Linked DNA regions of Homo sapiens: region 2 is linked to region 1. Evidence: read pairs that join two places in POLR2A ChIA-PET (ENCODE). Cell type or tissue: OCI-LY7. All regions are shown on one strand. Each heading gives the region's core, and the rest is flanking DNA. Links, peaks and the distances in the headings are about the cores only.

What was found. Peaks named below come from ENCODE experiments on the same cell type or tissue, not always from the same donor. Only the 100,000 strongest peaks of a DNase experiment are listed, where the experiment ranks them.
Region 2: POLR2A ChIA-PET joins it to region 1 with 13 read pairs; 2 of 35 experiments call an interaction of 5 or more read pairs at or near these places.

Annotation. Positions count from the first base shown.
Region 1 is chr6:32,874,962-32,885,477 of GRCh38, reverse strand. It overlaps the pseudogene PPP1R2P1. Among named protein-coding and RNA genes, the nearest start is that of PSMB9, 26 kb to the right of the region's middle. In OCI-LY7, for the core only: no CTCF peak of the experiment used is centred there; no DNase peak of the experiment used is centred there.
Region 2 is chr6:32,738,789-32,748,470 of GRCh38, reverse strand. HLA-DQA2 (major histocompatibility complex, class II, DQ alpha 2) reads right to left here and starts at 7,080. Exons shown (of 5, transcript NM_020056.5): 1 at 6,946-7,080; 2 at 3,064-3,312; 3 at 2,399-2,680; 4 at 2,057-2,231; 5 at 1,273-1,889. The coding sequence starts at 7,027. The coding sequence ends at 2,077. In OCI-LY7, for the core only: no CTCF peak of the experiment used is centred there; no DNase peak of the experiment used is centred there.

The DNA.
Region 1 (10,516 bases), core at 1,028-9,027:
CTACAGAGCAAGACTCCGTCTATAAAAAAAAAACAACAAGTTCAAACCATACAGAAGGGTACGGAGTAAAAGGTCTCCTTTGTTTCTCCCTCCTCCCCATTCCATTCTAGGTCCCAAAGGTAACTGTGTGTAGTTTGTGTTATACTAGGATATTTCCTGTGCTTTTACACATTCCAGGTATATGGCAGGAAAAATCCTGAGACATCAACTGAGGATTATTTTCCTCAGGCATCTTTCTACAACAGAGGCAGATAACGCATTTCCCCTCATGCCATGGGAGACAGACCACAGCAAAACAGCAATGACCAAAAGATTAAGATTTTTCATTTAAAATTTTACATTTGAAAACCATGGTAGGCCAGGTGTGATGGTCACATGCCTTTAACCATTTAGGAGGCTAAGGCAGGAAGATTGCTTGAGCCCAGGAGTTCAAGACCAGCCCGGACAACATGACGAGACTCAGTTTCTACAAAAAAAAAAAAAAAAAAAAAAAAGAAAAGTAAAGAAAAAAAAATTAGCTGGGCATGGTGGCGCTCACTTGTGGTTTCAGCTACTCAGGAGGCTGAAGCAGGAGGATTGCTTGGGCACAGGAGGTTAGGGATACAGCAAGCCATGTTCAGGTCACTGTACTCCAGCCTGGGTGACAGAGTGAGACCTTGTCTCAATAAATAAATAAATAAATAAAAAAAATAGAAAACCCAGTAGAGGCCAAATGAAAGAAAGGTCTTTGGAGATGAAAAACCTTAGATTACTAGATATCTGAAGTCAGCACTTGTTCCATAAATAATAGATTTGGGAAGTACTCCGGATAATCTTAGAGCCAATTTTCTTCTGTGGAAGTGATAAGAATCCACAGGCTGAAGACAGAAAGAGTGTCAGGAACTGGTTTTGGGGTCTTGCACTCTGTAATCCAGTTAAACTGTGTGACAGAGGGTCAGTGCCTCCTCCAACTCAGATATTTTGGGCATACAAGGATGGGATCAAAGAGTGTGCTGTTTCTGGTCTACGGAATATTACAAATTTGAATGAAATAAAAATATTTCTGACAGTTTCTAAACTCTCTTTTCTTAGTACTCAATAGAATGGACTGTCATCCATGCTGGGTAAGGAAAGATCTTGACAAGGAAAGGAAGGAATCAGGGTTTCATGAGAGACAGGGTTCTAGGGATCCAAGCACCATGATGAGGTAATGGCTAAGTTTTCTCTTGGGTAATGCAAAGAAAAGTTGACCTTTACTGCTGTGAAGCAAATTAGAAGCTAACCCGGGGTGCATTCGTTTGGTTTCTTCCAGAAGCAGTCCCTGACACAGGGACATGAATGAAAGTAATTTATTTTGGAGGTGCATGAAACTTCAGTAGCAGCTGAGTAAAAGATTGGGAAGGGAAAACAGCCAACGAAGGGTGAATGACTGGAACTTAATCCCCTGGGGAAATTCTGGGAAAGCACTTGCCTCAGAGTTAACCCAGCCACGGAAGGAGGGAGTTGGGCAATTGTACATCAATTCCCATTGGTTGAAGGCTGCTGCCTGACACGTGAACTCTTCGGCCCTTCTAGTCTGCTGTGAGTCGGGCAGAGTGGCCCTTCTTGGCTTTGAGGAAGCCTTCAGGAATGATGCAAATGTCCAGCCAGTGTGCACTACAGTGGTAAGGCCCAAGGAACATGGCAGGTATTAGTAGCATCAGCCATACCAGGTCTATTTCTAGTTGGAGAACCCTTAGATGACTGGAGCCTGTGATCTCTTACATCTGTAATATCTGTGATCAGAATGGAAGAATTTTCTATTGTCTTTTCCTTTTCAATTTTGCCCAAGCCTTCATAAAGTCTTGTTAAAACTTTGACAACAGTCTTATTTTTACATTCCTTTAATCAAGAAGGACAGGCCTATGTCCAAATATAGGAGGATGTATTAGTTTGCTAGGGCTACCATAAGAAATACCACAGACTGAATGGCTTAAACAACATAAACTTATTGCCGCCTGGCTCTGGAGTCTAGAAATGTGAGATCAAGGTGTCAGCAGGGTTGGTTTCTTCCGAGGTCTCTGTCCTTGGCTGGCAGATGGTTGTCTTTTCCCTGCATCTTCCTATGGACTGCCCCCTGTGTATGTATGTCCTAATCTCTTTTTATATGGATACTAGCTATATTAGGACCTACTTTCATAACCTCATTTTCACTTAATTATCTTTTTAAAGACTCTAACTCCAAAAAAAATTCACGTTCTGAGGTACTGGGTTTATTCAACATTATGAACTTATAGGGGGACACAGTTCAGCCCAAAAAGAGGAAAATGGGGCAAAGGGAAAATCCTTCTTCTCCATCTTCTTTCCTGTTCTCTCTCAAAGGCCAAGGTGAGTGAGAGCAACATTGGATCATGGGATCTTGGTTGCCCTGCAACTCAAGAGATATTTGGCTTCAACGTTAGCAGTGAGCAACAGCAGAGCTGAGAACAGTGGTATAGAACTGAGTCACACTGAGTCAGGCTACATTTCCCAGGCTAATTTGCAAACCAGAATTCCAGATATAATTTTTATTCACTCAAACTTTCCACTCATGAACTTCTTAAATGTATTTTGAAAAACTATGCACATCCTCATACATGTTTTTTAAATTTAACTTTTTATTTTGAGGTAATTAGAGAGTGACATGCAGTTGTAAGAAATAATACAGACAGAACCTTTTACCCTTTAATCCAGTTTCCCTGATGGTAACATCTTATAACACTTCAGTACAGTATTGCAATCAGGATATTGACATTTGTGTCAATGTCAATATTACAGTCAAGACAGTATTTTTGTCACTCCAAGTATCCCTTATCTTGCCCTTTTATGGTCGGTTCACCTCCTTCCCACCCCCATCACTTCCTTAACCACTGGCAACTATGAATTTTTTCTCTATTTCTGTACTTTTGTCATTTCAAGCTTCTTAATACAAAATGTTATACAAATGGATTGTGCTTTTTTTTTCTTTTCAATAAAGTTTATTTTATTTATTTATTTATTTTTTTTGAGATAGAGTCTCACTCTGTCACCCAGGCTGGAGTGCAGTGGCACCATCTCAGCTCACTGCAACCTCCACCTCCAAGGTTCGAGTGATGTTCATGAGTCAGCCTCCCGAGTAGCTGGGATTACAAGCATGTGCCGTCTTGCTTAGCTAATTTTTGTATTTTTAGTAGAGACGGGTTTCACCATGTTGGCCAGCTGGTCTCGAACTCCTGACCTCAATGATCTGCCTGCCTCGGCCTCCCAAAGTGCTGGGATTACAGGCGTGAGCCACCACGCCCAGCCTGGATTATGCTTTTGATGTCAAGCCTACGAATTCTTTGCCTGGCCCTACATCTCAAAGATTTTCTCCTATTTTTCTAAAATTTTAATAGTTTTACACTTCACATTTACTCTGTAATCCATCTTTTTTGTTTCTTTATCTATTTTTAGAGATGGGGTCTTGCTCTGTTGCTCAGGCTGGAGTGAAGTGACGTGATCACAGCTCACTGCAGTATGTAACCTTTTGGGACTGGCATTTTTCACTCAGTATAACTCTCTGGAGATTCATCCAGGTTGTTGTGTGTATCAGTCATTCTTTTTTATTGCTGAGTATTATTTCATGGTATAAGTGTACAATAGTTGGTTTAACCATTTACCTGTTAAAGGATATCTGGGTTATCTTTGGCTACAATGAGTAGGCAGTTAGACAAACATTTGCATACAAGGTTTTGTGTGAAGGCATTGTCTGTGCTTGTGTATTTGTGTATGCAAGTTTTCATTTCTTGGGGCTAAATACCCAGGAGTACAGTTGCTGGGCAGGATGGTAGTAGTATGCTTAGTTGTTGGATTTTTGTTGTTGTTGTTGGTTTTGTTTTGTTTTTAAGAAACTGCCAAATCATCTTCCAGAGTGGCTGTACCATTTTATATTCCCATCAGAAATTATGAGAGATCCAGTATCTCTTCTTCCTTGCCAGCATTTAGCATTGTCGCCTTTTTTTTTTTTTTTGAGAAAGAGTTTCACTCTTGTTGCCCAGGCTAGGTACAATGGTGCGATCTCTGCTCACCGCAACCTCTGTCTCCCGGGTTCAAGTGATTCTCCTGCCTCAGTCTCCCGAGTAGCTGGGACTACAAGCATGTGCCACCACACCTGGCTACTTTTGTATTTTCAGTAGAGACAGGGTTTCTTCATGTTGGCCAGGCTGGTCTCAAACTCCCGACCTCAGGTCATCTGCCCACCTTGGCCTCACAAAGTGCTGGGATTACAGGTGTGAGCCACCGCACCCAGCCCATTGTCACTATTTTTATTTTAGCCATCCTGATAGGTGTGGAGCGATTATCTCATTGTGGTTTTAATTTGCATTTCCCTAATGGCTAATGATGTTGAACAACTTTTCATGTGCTAATTTGCCATTTTTATATCCTCCTTAGTGAAATATTACCTTAAGTCTTTTGCCTATTTTCTAATTGGATTTTTAATGTGTTTTCTTTGTTGAGTTTTGAGAGTTCTTTATATACTCTAGATACTAGTCCTTTGTTCAATGCATAGTTTGCAAATATTTTCTCCTACTGTGTAGCTCATTTTTTCATCCACTTACCAGATCTTCACAAAGCAACAGTTTTACATTTTGATGAAATCCAATTTATCAGTTTTTCCTTTCATAGATCATGCTCTCAATGTCAAGCCTAAGAATTCTTCGCCTAGACCTATATCTCAAATATTTTCTATTTTTCTAAAATTTAAGAGTTTTATGCTTTACATTTACTCCATAATCCATTTTGTTTATTTATTTTAATTAATTGTATCTGGTAAAGGTTAAGGTATTGCATTTCTCTGACATTTTTTTTTTTTTTTGAAACAGAGTCTTGCTCAGTCACCCAGGCTAGAGTACAGTGGTGTGTCACAGCTTATGACAGCCTCGAACTCCTGGGCTCAAGCAATCCTTCTGCCTCAGCATCCCAAGTAGCTGGGACTACAGGCAGGAGCCACCACACCAACATTATTTTTCATTTTTGTGTATAGACAGGGTCTTGCTATCTTACCCAGGCTGGTCTTGAACTCCTGGACTCAAGCAATCCAATCCAGTTGGAATTAAATTTTGCATAAGGCGTGAGACTTAGGTCAAGTTTCATTTTTATTTTATTATCTTGCCTATGGATGCCCAATTGTTCCATTTCACCATTGTTCAATTCACTATTTGTGAAAAAGGCTATTTTTCTTCCACTGACTTCCTTTTGCACCTCTTTCAAAAATCATTTGGGCAGATTGTGTGGGTCTTTTTCTACGTTCTCTATTTTGTTCCACTGATTTGTGTGTCCATTCCTCTGCTAGTAACACACAGTCTTGATTACTGTAGCTATAAAACAATACTTGAAATAGGGCAGACTGATTTTCAACTCACTTTATTCTTCTTTTTCAAGAATGTTTTAGGCGTCGGCGTCGCTCCCGCCCTGGAGCTCTAGGCCCGCTTTTCCCCGCTTGAGTCTGGCGTCGGGGTCATTGTGTCTTGACAACCGCTCCGGTACCCCTTTCCGAGGCAGCAGGTGCGGCCGCTTTAGCCTTGAGCGGGCTCCGCGTCTGCCTGCTGGTCTCTGCTAGTGCCGACCCTTCTGTTCGCGGACCCCACGCCAAGCAGCGACCCTGAGCCGACAGGCGGAGCACCCGGCAATGGCGGCCTCCACGGCCTCGCAACGGCCCCTCAAGGGGATCCTGAAGGACAACACCTCTACGACTTCCTCTATGGTGGCGTCGGCCGAACATCCCCGTGGGAGTGTCCACGAGCAGCTGAGCAAAAAATCCCAGAAGTGGGATGAAATGAACATCCTGGCGACATATCGTCCAGCAGACAAAGACTATGGTTTAATGAAAATAGATGAACCAAGCACTCCTTACCATAGTACGATGGGTGATGATGAAGATGCATGTAGTGATACAGAAACCACTGAAGCTATGGCAACAGATAGCTTGGCTAAGAACTTAGCTGCTGCTGAAGGCTTGGAGCCAAAGTATCAGGTTCAGGAACAAGAAAGCAGTGGAGAGGAGGATAGTGACCTCTCACCTGAAGAACGAGAAAAAAAGCGACAATTTGAAATGAGAAGGACGCTTCACTACAATGAAGGACTCAATATCAAACTAGCTAGACAATTAATTTCAAAAGACCTACACGATGATGACAAAGTTGAAGAAATGTTAGAGACTGCACATGGAGAAAGCATGAATACGGAAGAATCAAATCAAGGATCTACTGCAAGTGACCAACAGCAAAATAAATCACGAAGTTCATAGAAGGGATTTGTTCAACACTCTTATTGTTTGTTAGATATGAACCCCGTTGCTATAATACATTGCTTCTCGTTCTCCACAAGTCATGACTTAAGTACCAAAGTGCATACCAGTTATTATATATTGCCAAGAATTAAATGAAAACCTTAAAGACTGATTAGACTGAAAATGCCTAATTGATATATATATTCTTGTGCCTAGTACTTTACCACAAATACGGTGTAATATCATCAGTCCAAAACTGTATTACTTTTGTAAAAATACTGGTTAATTTGTATATTATATAGCTTTTCATGCTTTAGAGGTTAAACAATATCTTTGGGGGGGAACTAATTTATTTTCATCACTCTAAATGTGGTGATAGCTCTTATAAAGTTTGTTGACTTTTTTTTTTTTAACCAAAAGCCAGTTGAACAACAGGATATGTATGCTGATAAATATTCAGGCTGAATAGTATTTTAACACTTGTCTTCAACTTGATTTGTCTGTTTAATTGAAAAGGATTGTGACCTCGCGCGGTGGCTCACGCCTGTAATCCCAGCACTTTGGGAGGCCGAGGCAGGTGGATCACGAGGTCAGGAGATCGAGACCATCCTGACTACCACGGTGAAACCCCGTCTCTACTAAAAAAAATACAAAAAACTAGCCAGGCATGGTGGCGGGCGCCTGTAGTTCCAGCTACTCGGGAGGCTGAGGAGGGAGAATGGCGTGAACCCGGGAGGCGGAGCTTGCAGTGAGCCGAGATTGTGCCACTGCACTCCAGCCTGGGCGACAGAGCGAGACTCCGTCTCAAAAAAAAAAAAAAAAAAAAAAAAAAAAAAAAAAAAAGAAAAGGATTGTAAGAGTTACTGTTACATTTTCTGGCCTACTACCTTTAAAATTCCTGTTGCATTTCTTTGTATTTACAAGGAAAAGACTGAACTTTTTCTCATCAAAACTAGCTTTTTTCTCACAGGTTAAACTTGCACCAATGTCTGCTCTTTTTTTTTAATGTTTTTGGTACTCTGGGCAGACTTCAGTTTTTTAAAAAATAAAGATTCTAATGCAGCTATCTTGGCATTCCCTTTAAATACCTGTCTTAACCTCCTACTTTTATTTCCTACTCCTTTCCACACACATGCATACAATCCTTTACCTTTTAAAGAATCATTAAGACTGTCACACATTAGGAACTCTTTCGCTCACTCTTCTGTCATTTGCTGCAATATTGAAATTCTTATTTTGACCATCAATGCCTATTAATTCTTCTAATACATGAAGAAAATGATTGAGTAGCAGCAGTACTATAGGTGGGAAATACAGTTTAACTGCTGAATTTTTATACCTCTCTGATTTATAGCTTGCTAATTAAATTGCTATTAATAGTTTGTTTGGCTTAATTAGACTTAAGAAAACAACAGGTTTTTTTTTTTTGAGGTTTTTTTTTTTTTTTTTTGCATGAGGAGAGAATTGTATGTAACCAGTGATATGATTATTCCTGAATGTACAGACAGAAGTAAGCCTGGACATTGTTTAATTTAAAAACTTTAGTCCCTGCTTTAAGGGAATATGATAATGTATACTATGACAAATGTACTTTATTCTTCTAACACAGTAAGAATTACTTGGAACTTTTTCCTGAAACTAAGTGCAGGAAAGCCCTGTGTGTCTTGGTTTAGTGATGGTTTCATTTCTAGCCATACAACTGATGGATTGTATACAATTTTTGTTAGTGCCAAAATAATCTGTTATATGAACAGACTTCTAAAATAATTTCTGTATATTATATATGTAAGAAGGCTTTTATTGAACAGCTTATTTTCCACTTGCAAGTTTATGGAAATATCAATATGTCAAAATAAAAAGTGGGACAATTCTTTGCTGTTAGAAGAATGTGCTTATTATTTTGATTTCTTAAATGGTACATAATCAAAGTACTGCTGAACTATAGGTGCAGTATTCTACTAAACATTTCAGCTAGTAATACCACTGATTTAGAAACAAAACTGTTTATTTTTGCTTTCTGAATTTAGAATGCTGGGATTACCTGTTTAAATATGTTTTAGGGAATATAGAGATTAAATCTGTACATACCTGTGCACATATATTCATGCACCCTCTGATTTTGGTTTTCTCGTTTTTGAGTTCTTAGAAAGTATCCACATACTCTTCTTTTAGTAGAAGTAGCTGTTTTAGAGAGAAGAAAAGGATGAGACTTTAAATAGTTGATTCTTTTTGTGTTTTCTACAAACTTTTTTGAATTTTAAATCACAAGCAAACTAATTTTCTGGTTTTTAGAAAGTAGATGATGATTTCAGAGGAGTAAGACATGCCAAACAGCGTGCTCGGTAGGATTTTAGGTAGTCAAATGCAGCTGAGAAAAAGTATTTTCAAGTCATAAGTTGCTAATTGATATGCTATGAACTAGTCAAAATAGGAACCATATGATTCATGTTAGATTTTCCTCTAGAGATGGATCTGAATGTTCAGTTCCAGCCAAGGTAGATTTTACTTTCAACTTTTTAATCAATATCACTTTCTGTGCTTAATCTCTTTGGTGTTACCTTGTCCATTTTCATTTGTCTAAAATTCTGCAGGGATGACTACAATTTGGCATAATGGTATAAATGAATTGTTAAGGGTAACTTTAAGTTGAAGATTAAAGCAAGATGCCATTTTCCCCATGTCTTTCATTTTGTTTACATTTTTTCCCTTTAAGTTAGTATACACTACACATACTACAATAAAATATAATAATATGAAAAAAGAATATTTTAGATATTCTAGTCCCTTTGCCTTTCCATGTAAATTTTAGAGTAATCCTACCTATAATTAACAAATCTTGCAAAGATTTTGATTGGAATTGTGTTAAACTTGTATATTGGTTTGGGGAGAATTGACATATTTACTATATTGAATCTTCCAATCCATGAACAGTATTTCTCTCCACATAGATAGAGACTGAATAGATCTTCTTTGATATCGTTCACCAGCATTACATAGTTTTTAGCTTGCAAGTCTTGCATGTTTTGTTAGATTTACACATAAGTGTTTCATGTATTTGAGTAATTGTAAATAATATATTTATATTTTTGGGCCAGGCGCGGTGGCTCACGCCTGTAATCCCAGCACTTTGGGAGGCCAAGGTGGGCGGATCACAAGGTCAGGAGATCGAGACCATCCTGGCTAACACGGTGAAACCCCGTCTCTACTAAAAATACAAAAAATTAGCCGGGCATGGTGGTAGGCGTCTGTAGTCCCAGCTACTCCGGAGGCAGGAGAATGGCGTGAACCCCGGAGGCGGAGCTTGTGGTGAGCCGAGATCGTGCCACTGCACTCCAGCCTGGGCGACAGAGTGAGACTCCGTCTCAAAAAAAAAAAAAAAAAAAGAAAAAAAAAAAATATATATATATGTATCATTTGTTCATTGTGAGTATGTAGAAATACAATTGATACTGGTTTATCCTGTATTCTGTTAATTTGCTGAAATCACATATCTAGAAGTTTTTCTGTAGCTTCCTTGTGATTTTCTACATAGACAATCATGTCACTTACAAATGGGAGCTGTTTATTTCTTACTTCACAATCTGTATGCCTTTAATCTCCTTTTTCATGCCTATTGCACTGTCTAGAACTTCCAACACTGTGAATAAGAGTGGTGAGAGTGGACATTCTTGCCTTGTTCCTGATTTTAGGTAGAAACTATTCAGTCTTTCAGAATCAAGTATGTTCACCATAGGATTTTTGTAGACGATCTTTATCAAGTAAAGAAAGATCTCCTCTACTCCTATATTTCTGAGATTAAAAAAAAATAATGAATGGGTGTTAAAGTGGGTTAAATACTTTTTCTTCATCAATTGATATGAACAAGTAAATTTTCCTCTTCAGCCTATAATATGATGGATTACATTAATTAATTGTGAATATCCAACCAGCTTTGCATCCCTGGGATAACTCTCACGTGGTCATTGTATATAATTCTTTTTATATGTTGGTAAATTCCACTTGCTAATATTTTGTTAAAGATTGCTGCATCATGAGGAATATTAGTCTACAGTTTTCTTTTCTTCCCATTGTCATTGTTTGGTTTTGGTATTGAGGTAATTCTAGCTTTATAAAATAAACTGGGAAATGCTTCCTCTGCTTCTATTTTCTGGAAGAGATTAATTGGTGTTAATTCTTCTTTAAATCTTTGGTAGAATTCTTCATTGAAACTATTTGTTCCTAAATATTTCCTTTTGTGAGTTTTTAAATTATGAATTCAATTTCCTCAATAGG
Region 2 (9,682 bases), core at 1,190-9,189, 140 kb after region 1:
TTTCATATAATATGATCCATTCTTTTTAATAAATCCATTATAAACATAACTGCAGTGTTTTCTTATATATTTATATACTACGTGTAAGGCACTGTCTATATACCAAGATTATTCAAATTCTGTCAATAACTCTGCAAGGAAAATATTATCACTCCCACATTGTGGATGAGAAAAATAAGGTTCAGAAATGTCAATCAGATACTTTACCCAGTAAAGTTTAAAATACTAGCTTCAAAATACTGAGTCAAGTATTTGGATTTAGGTTTCTTTGTACAAAACTATGCTGTATCAATTATTATGTTAATGTTTTGTCTCTTTTTTTTCTCCTATTACATTTTAAACTCACTGATGCAGATAGCATGGACAGAAATATCCTGGCAGATTTCATAGCTGTTTAGAGCTCTCAGGTCCCTGTGGACCCATTTCCTCTGAGAGATTTTCTATTAGGAGACCACGAATCCAGTGTAGGACACAGCACCCACTACTGCTGCTACATTGTCTCAACTGTCTTGTTCTTCCTAGGATTTCTCTCTCATAGGCTCATGCTTTCCTTAGCCAGGAAGGGGGAGGAGCAGGGGGCTGGGGCCCCTAAATGGGTCTGTAGCTTCTACTTCTATCTGTTTTCCATTGTCACTAACCCTAAGTAAGGAACAAGCATTTGTTCCTTTTCAGATACCCCCTTATATTATTGCCTTATTTTAATATTTTTCTTTTTTAAAAAATTTATTTATATGTATTTATTTATTTTTGAGATGGAGTTTCATTCTGTTGCCCAGGCTGGAGTGCAGTGGCACAATCTTATTGCAACCTCCACCTCCCAGGTTCAAGCGATTTTCCTGCTTCAGCCTCCTGAGTAGCTGGGATTACAGGTGCCCAGCACCATGCCCAGCTAATTTTTGTATTTTTAGTAGAGACAGGGTGTAACCACGTTGGCCAGGCTGGTCTCGAAGTCCTGACCACAAGTGATCTGCCCACTTTGGCCTCCCAAAGTGTTGGGATTATAGGTGTGAGCCACCGTGCCTGGCCTTATTTCAATGTTTTTCTAACTGGCTTCCATTTCTTTTCCTGCCTAGAGAATTTTTATCTCCTCAAGGTGAGAAGGGGAGAGGAAAGCTTCTACTGTTGTCATTCTTCACAAATTTAAAGTTTTGAGAATGCAGTTTGACTTTTGGTAACAAAATTTTTTACTTTTGATAACTTTTGAGATTCAAAATTCTTGTATCCTATTTCTCTGTCATTCCTTTTAAGAGCCATATTGAAATTAGTACAGACTTTTTTTTTTTTTTTGTATTTCTGCTATAACCATTCTGAGCCAAGGGCAGAGGGTTCGTTGGTACCTGAATTGAGGGGTGGCTGGCAGTGGCCAAGGGTAGGAACAAAAGGAAGAAAGAAATATTAACACCAGTTAAGAAATCAACAAATTATCAGGATACACTGTACTTGGTTGCTCCTGTGTTACTGGACTTGAAATATGATCTGGGGAATGATATGAAATTGGCCTAAAACATAAGAGTCGCCCATTCTAAGTTATGCTCTCAGTCAGCCCTGAGATGAAAGATGGGAAAAATTCAATAGAGGCATCAAAAGGGAATTTATTGCTTCCATGGAGATTTTAGATAAAGGTCATTGAGGAATTAGGTAGCTGAGTGGCTTACCCAGGCATCCCTTAGTAGGTAACATTTGAGAAAATAAAAAAATTCAGGAAAGGAGGTCAGGGAAAGAATTGAAAGGCATTTGTGAGCTCTGAGGGAATATAGCACCTTAAGTCCCAGAGAAGAGGTGAGAGAAGAAACATTTGGAGGAGAAAAGGGATATGATAAATCAGGCCAGAGAATAGTGCTAGGTCATTTAGCAAGTCCATTCTTCTTCTCCTGTAGATGGTGATGCACCTGCAACAGGACAGACATGAGATCGATGGGTCTGAGGGGCCTCCTGTGTGATCATCATGCCACTTCCCAATTCGCCTACAACTTTCAACCACATTCATGTCCACAACCCCCTCCCACTTTCCTCCCTCTCATACTGAGGTTTCAGCTCCAACAAATCTCAATCTTACCTTCCTTTTCAGGATGGGATTCATAAGAGCCCTTGGTGTCTGGAAGCACCAACTGAACGCAGGCCTTGGATGATGAAGACAGTGCCCACCACAATGCCCATGAGGCCCACAGACAACCCCAGGGCGCAGACCAAAGTCTCTGTGAGCTCTGACATAGGGGCTGGAATCTCAGGCTCTGTGAAAGTGGAGCTGTTGAGGTCAGAATGTGCAGTGTGCTCATGTGCATGTGTGTGGGATGGGATGGGGTGGAGGGCTGGCTCTGCAAGACTCAAGGCCCCAGGCTTAGGGAGAAGAGTGAAGTCTATTATTAGAAACCCATGAAGTGGTGGAACTCATCCTTACCCCAGTGTTTCAGAAGAGGCTCGTCCAGGCCCCAGTGCTCCACCTTGCAGTCATAAATCTCATCAGCAGAAGGGAGGAAGGTGAGGTAACTGATCTTGAAGAAGGAATGATCACTCTTGGAGAGGAAGCTGGTCTCAGAAACACCTTCTGTGACTGAGTGCCCATTGCTCAGCCAGGTGATGTTGACCACAGGAGGAAAGATGTTGTCCACAAGACAGATGAGGGTGTTGGGCTGACCCAGCGTCACAGGAAACTTGGAAAACACTGTGACCTCAGGAACCTCTGTGGTGAGGAAACAGCACTGATGTGAAGTGTGAATAGCTCTGCCATGAGCTTCTGCATTACATCCTGGAAGAGCCCTCCTACCAGCATTTCACCACCTGATAGTCAAAGAGGTCTTATTTACCTTCTGCTTGGGAGCAACGACACATTGCCTCTGCTTTATTCCTGTGCCCTTCTCTCTGTGGGCATGTTTAATAAAGTAGGAATTAATACATAATGGAAAGACCCTTGTATTACATGGGAATATGTGATTTTAGAGATGGGAGATGATAAAATTTCAGCAATTACCATGAGAAGATCTGGAAATCTCTTGAGAAGAAGGGAGTAAAACTTGGTATGAAAGATTAGTTTCAGTAAAGAGAGGCGGAATGGTGGACACGTACCATTGGTGGCAGCGGTAGAGTTGGACTGTCTCATCATGAATTCCAAGGTGTGTTTTCCCACAGCCATATTTCTCAGTGCACTCTGCGGGTCAAAACTTATAAATTTGCTAAACATAGGCAACTGCCAGACAGTCTCTTTCGTCTCCAGGTCCACATAGAACTCCTCGTCTCCATCAAATTCATGGGTGTACTGGCCAGAGGGACCGTGAGACTGGTAGAAGTTCACACCATAGGAGGCAACATGGTCAGCTGACGAGTGAAGGTGACAAGCAGGAGGGTGGAACACAGGGAGAAAGAACCTTAATACAGAAAGTGATTGAAGAAACTCACTTTCAAATATTATGGGCTTCATCTTTGGCACAGTCCCTGAACAATCTTCCTAACACCTGCTTCCTCCTTGCCTAACGTTGGTAGTCATCAGGTTAGAACTGATTCTGTCTTTCTCACTATAACATATGCTCCACAAAGGCAGAACGTCACACGTCTGTTATTTCCTGAGTGCCTACTTAGTGCCTGGCGCATCATAAGCTTATGATGAATATTGCAATAAACAAAGGAAGGAATGAATGAGTTATCATAGGATTTAGTTTTCTTACTCAGAGATTCAGTTTATTTCCCTCTGCTTCCTAAGTTTTCTCTCTCAGTTAATAACAAGTTGATTATACTTCGTTTCCTGTCAGGACTAGATCAGAACAGGACACTTTCTACACAGAGTTTCCTTTTTTTTTTTTTTTAAACCAAAGAAAAGCATGTAGGAACGTATTAACTTAAAATAATTTCTTCTAACAATTATAGGGTACAAGAAAGACTATTACAAGAATAGCAACATTATACATTTATAACAAATAAACAATTCTTCTAAGGTCTCTGTTTTGTTAATAGTAGTGGTCCTTAGAGGAGAGCACCTGATTTCTTCTGAAATGAAAAGTGGAAGCTCAACTGGTTTTTTAATTTCTGTCATTGCCCCCACTTTTTTTTTTCCTCTGAAGGAGGTTACTAAATATCTATAGTGTTCTGATTCAACAATTACATTCACTCGAGGACTCAGGTAAATTAAACCCTTTTTCCTCTAATGGGCAGCGAGCTTATCCGAGGATGCCAGGGCAGAGCAGCAGCCATGAAGTATAGCCAAATGAGCCGAACTGGACATTTTTGTTAAGACATGTGTGAGCCCTTTACCATTTTATCTTTCCTTCCTTCCTTCCTCATTTACTGAGCATCCAAAAGTGTCAGACAGAGCAGGGGTTGCTTAAAACAGCATCAAGGAATGAACTGAATAGTGGGAGAATCAGGTCGGTAAGGGAGCAAATACAATGTACTTTGGGGAATTCTGTGAGGAGGATATCGACAGCCTTACAGTCCGACATTCTTCACAACTATCTGCCAATCAAACCAAACTACATTTCCTTTCATGTCTTTGCAAGGGTCTGTTTTTTCTCCCTGAAAGAAGTTATCTTTTAGGATTTCCTGGAGAAATCCTAAAATTCATCCTTGAGGTTTCTACTTAGTTAACAACTTTGCAGCTAAGTCCTCTCAACATGTTTTTGACCGCGTTGTGACCTCCAACGCCTCAATGGAATCTCAATGTCTGGCTCTCCAAGTTTGTCTTTTCCTCCTCCAGCTCACCTTCTTCCCTACCCAGCATGACTGCCCTGGTTGGTTACTTAACAGGCCACCAACAAAGACTCCTTATCCTTACAATAAACTTTGACTCCTTGTTCAAACATGAATATATGTGGAATACATGCAATCCTTCTTTTCATCTGGTACTTGTCCTGGGTGCTAAGTGTTGCTGGAGGACATCACTCTACTGGCCCAGCTGGAACCAAGTCATTTTTATAGTTTCAGCCTCTGCTGGGCCAGTGTCCTGCTCAGCAGGGCCTTCTGCTTTCCTGTGCCCCATACTGTTTCCATCACTGGTTTGTGCACCCTCTGCAAGGCAGACAGCATGATTTTTTATCTTTGAATTCCCAAAAGTTAGCTCATTGTGTGCTCAAACATGTGTATTGAATGACAATTGCAATTTTTGACAATTACATAGATTTTGGGGAAGACTGACAGGCACCCAGGTAGCAGAACCACGCAAAGCCCAGGATCAGGGATGCCCAGGGCTGAATTCTGACTTGTGAGCCCCGAGCACTGTTGCTTTTGTGGGCGCCTTCCTCCATAAAAATACGGAAAATTACAGCTTCTGATTGTATTGGTATAAAGACAAATACAATCCAGGCTACATTAAAAGTTAAGGCCGGGCGCGGTGGATCACGCCTGTAATCCCAGCACTTTGGGAGGTTGAGACGGGCGGATCATGAGGTCAGGAGATCGAGACCATCCTGGCTAACACGGTGAAACCCCGTCTCTACTAAAAATACAAAAAATTAGCCGTGCACAGTGGCGGGCGCCTGTAGTCCCAGCTACTCGGGAGGCTGAGGCAGGAGAATGGCGTGAACCTGGGAGGCGGAGCTTGCAGTGAGCCGAGATCGTGCCACTGCACTCCAGCCTGGGCGACAGAGCGAGACTCCGTCAAAAAAAAAAAAAAAAGTTAAAACATTTTCATAGACTGTAAAACTTCATTTTTCTTCTAATTTTAAAAGGAGTTAAAACGTTCTCTTGTAGCTTTACAGTTTGGAGGGTCCCCTTCACTGCCCACACTGTTCCTAATGGATAAGTCGAGCCTGACCGGGGCACTCTGGTGTGAGGTTGAAGAAAGGAAATTTGAAACAAAAAAGCCAAGTGCTCTGGAGAAGCAGGTGAAACTTCCACTGCCAAACAAAATCAGAATGGGAGCAGCCATGGTTAATAAGGTTGTGAAAGTTTAGAGTAGCTTCCAGTTCACTTCCCCTTTTAACTATTTGACTTTCCAACTTTTGTTTTACAAACCCACTGCCCATGTCTGTAAAGGAGCAGGGAGTCAGAGATGGATCCTGAAAGGGAAGAGGGAGAAAGGGATGCATGAAGAGAGGTGGGAAGAGATGGACGACAAAGGCAGAGGGGACTAAGGGACCAAATAATTATCTGTGCCTGCCCATTTTTCTCTTTATAAGACTTCATTAGATAAGGTGAAGAACTAGTAATTTGGGTTGACAATTTGAGAATAAAATAATTTAATTTACCAAGCATTTTATCATAAAGTTCTCAGTTTTAAAATATATTCCTTACTTTGCTAAAGAAAAAATACGAAGTTATACCTGTAATAGGAATAAGTTAAAAAAAGTTGACATTCATGTTTTTACTATTCATAAAGCATATCTACATGCCCATTTTATTTGATCATAAGCGAGGTGACATATATGAGGTAGCAGAGAGTAAGTACCACATTTACCACGTGGTAAAATGATTGTTGAAGGCATTCAGCCTGCTGGGCTCTTTCACCTACTCCCCACCTGTGCCAATTCCCATGTGGAAATGTAAGTCTGAGAGAAAGAAAAGAACCTCTTTCTTTATATCTATAGAGTGTACATACTTCATGGAACTATCTACCCCAACATATGCTATAGGAGGCATATGAAAAGCTTCAAAAGTTGTTCAGAGAAATTTGGGAGTAACAGTTCAGAAATTTTTAATAACAAAAAAATACTCCATTCATGGAAACATCCCTAGTCTTTGAGGCAATCATGATGGAATGCCACACAGACCTCCAGGCTATAGTCTCTGGATATAATATAAACAGAACAACGTCCTTGGTAAACTCCAATAGCACAGGTAGCAAAGAGAGTCGGTTGGAGCTCTGGTTTCCTAAAGGAGGAACTGCCATAATTTTAAAATTTCTTAATATTGAAAAGACCCTTGGGAAATTTCTACTATTTCTTAGCAAATTACACTCTCTCTTTTCCTTTAATTTACTGTTTTTCAGCTCCAGAGAACATTCCTCACTCATGTACTCACCCACAATGTCTTCACCTCCACAGGGGCTCATCACGGCAGTCAGGGCGAGGGCCCCCAGCAGCAGAGCTTTGTTTAGGATCATCTTCTTCCCAAGGCAGCCTCAGCAGTTGCTGCTCTGAGCTGTAGAGCAATTGTGAGGACCTCGAGACAAGCAAATCTGAAGACACCCAAACCAAACCCTGCCAGGTCAGGTTTTGGCCAATCAGAAAAATCCCCTATGGTGACATATTGTTTGCCAGTTGCAGAGTTTATATTAAGAGCCCTGGAAGAAGACAGGGACATCCTCTGGTTCTGACACATCCTCCACACAGCATGGTCTTGAGGAAATTTTCTATAAATAAAGGGAAGATACTAAATCTGAATCTTCTGTCATGTGTGCATGTCTGCTAGTGTCAAGAGGGGCGGGAATTTCTGAGCAGCCGCTTGGATAGGTAAGGTCATCAATAATATGGCATCCTTCAGGGTTTTCTGGGTTACATTCTCCAGGAATTCTTCCCTGAAGTGATTTTCCTCCCTGGCAGTCCCCATTCCCTCCCCTTTCTCTGGCTTCTGTATGTGGGTTAGCTATTTTTCTTTTTGCTTCCATAGTGTATATGGTATTCCCCAAATTTTGACTTGACCCCACCTTCCTAGGGATCTCTGCTGGTGGTAGCCAAGCAATACCTTTGCCTTTTCTACTTGTATAAATCCAGTTGGGTAAGTTCTCAAAAGCTCCAGGTGTTTTTGACCAGGGCAATTAAAGGGGTTAGACTGTCATGCGGTGCTGCCTACAGTAACCGATCTTTTACACAGTTTTTTGTTTTGCTTCTAGTAATCTTTATGCTCTGTGTTTCGGAGCTGCTTGAATATATTTAAAGGAAATTTAGGGACATTGATTACATTAAAAAAGCTTTGGCTGGCTCAATTACTCTAATAATTTATTTTATTTTATTTTATTTATTTATTTATTTTAAGACGGAGTCTCACTCTTTGGCCCAGGCCGGACTGCAGTGGTGCTATCTCGGCTCACTGCAAGCTCTGCCTCCTGGGTTCACGCCATTCTCCTGCCCCAGCCTCCCGAGTAGCTGGGACTACAGGCGCCCGCCACCGCGCCCAGCTAATTTTTTGTATTTTTAGTAGAGATGGGGTTTCACCGTGTGAGCCAGGATGGTCTCGATCTCCTGACCTCGTGATCTGCCTGCCTCAGCCTCCCAAAGTCCTGAGATTACAGATGTGAGCCACCGCGCCCGGCCAGTAATTTTTTTTTTTTAATTTAAGAATGTCAAGTCAAATATTGAGAGTAGAATAAGGAGAATTGCTTTAACTTAGAAAATAGGTTTACTTTTCTTAAACTACTGGATCTTTTCATATTTGTTATCCAACCACATTAAGATTTCAGATATTGCAAGGGACTAGGGAATGAGCTAAAATGTAGTAATCACAGGGAAACTTACCTTTTTTCAGATGAATCTATTTTCTGTATGTTATAGAAACAACAAGTTAGTAATGGAGGTTTCATTTAGAATCACTCTGTCCTTGTTGAATGGCCTTCTGAGATTCTCAGCATGTTGTCTTGCCTCCCAATGGCAGAGACTAAAAAAAGGTAAAATAAAAAGTGTCCTGATACCTGGGGGCTGCCTGGATGCAATTAACAAGGCCTTGGGGTTGCTAGGAGCTAGCCTGGTGTGCACAGCTGGTTTTGATTCTCCTGTTGAAGATAATCAATTTCATAGAACATCAGAATCAGACAGGTACTCTGTGAGTGCGATGGATTGAGACAGAAAATAAGGCCACTCAGTCATCACGTCTGCACCCAGACAAAACATGAATATTGTCCAAACTACAAAAATAACCAGGCACATCTCTCGAAAGAGTGATTGCTGCTTCTTTACCAATCACAGCCGTAGCCTCAGGATAGTCTTCCGTCCCTCTAGGTAGTATTTATGAAGCTACCCAATCATAGCATTGCCATCCCCACTCCCTGCTTTCTGTCAGAATCCAGTTAAAAATGAAGTCCCTCTTTCTTAACTCCTCCTCAAAATTACCTAACACAAGCACAAATCTTACAATTGATTAATGGTCAATTTTATGTGTTGACTGGACTGTGGTCCCCAGTTATTCACACACTAATAATCTAGGTGTTGCTGTGAAGATATTTTGTAGATGTCATTAAAGTTCATAATCAGTTAACTTTAAGTAAGAATTTATCTGAGATAAATTGGGTGAGCTTAGTCTAAGCAGTTGAAAAGTCTTAAGAGCAGAGCTGAGGCTTCTCTGAGGAAACGGAAATTCCACTGTGGACAGCACGTCAGCCAGTGCTAAGAATTTCAACCTGCCTTTCCTGATGACCACCTCCCAGTGGGTCTTAGACTTGCCTAGTCCACCCCCACAGTTGCACAAATTAATTCCTTTCAGTCATTCTCTTAATATATGTGTTCTCCTAGTTCTACTTCTTTGGTTCCAACAATCTCTTACTGAACTGCTGCATGATTCCCCATGGTGACTTTTCTCCATCATTGCAATGAACAATAAAGCCAACTTGTTCATTCAAGGGTATGCTCTTCGTGGTCTTTGGCCGGAGGCACTGATGGTACCTCATTAGGCAGTTGTGAGGAATGTACATATACTGCACTTGGAATGAATTACTCTTTATAAATACTTGTCATACTTTAGTATCATCCACATTTTTCAAGGAGGACATTAAAACTCAGAGAGGTAAAGGACTTTTCCCAGGGTCACATGGCTCGTAAGTAGTAGA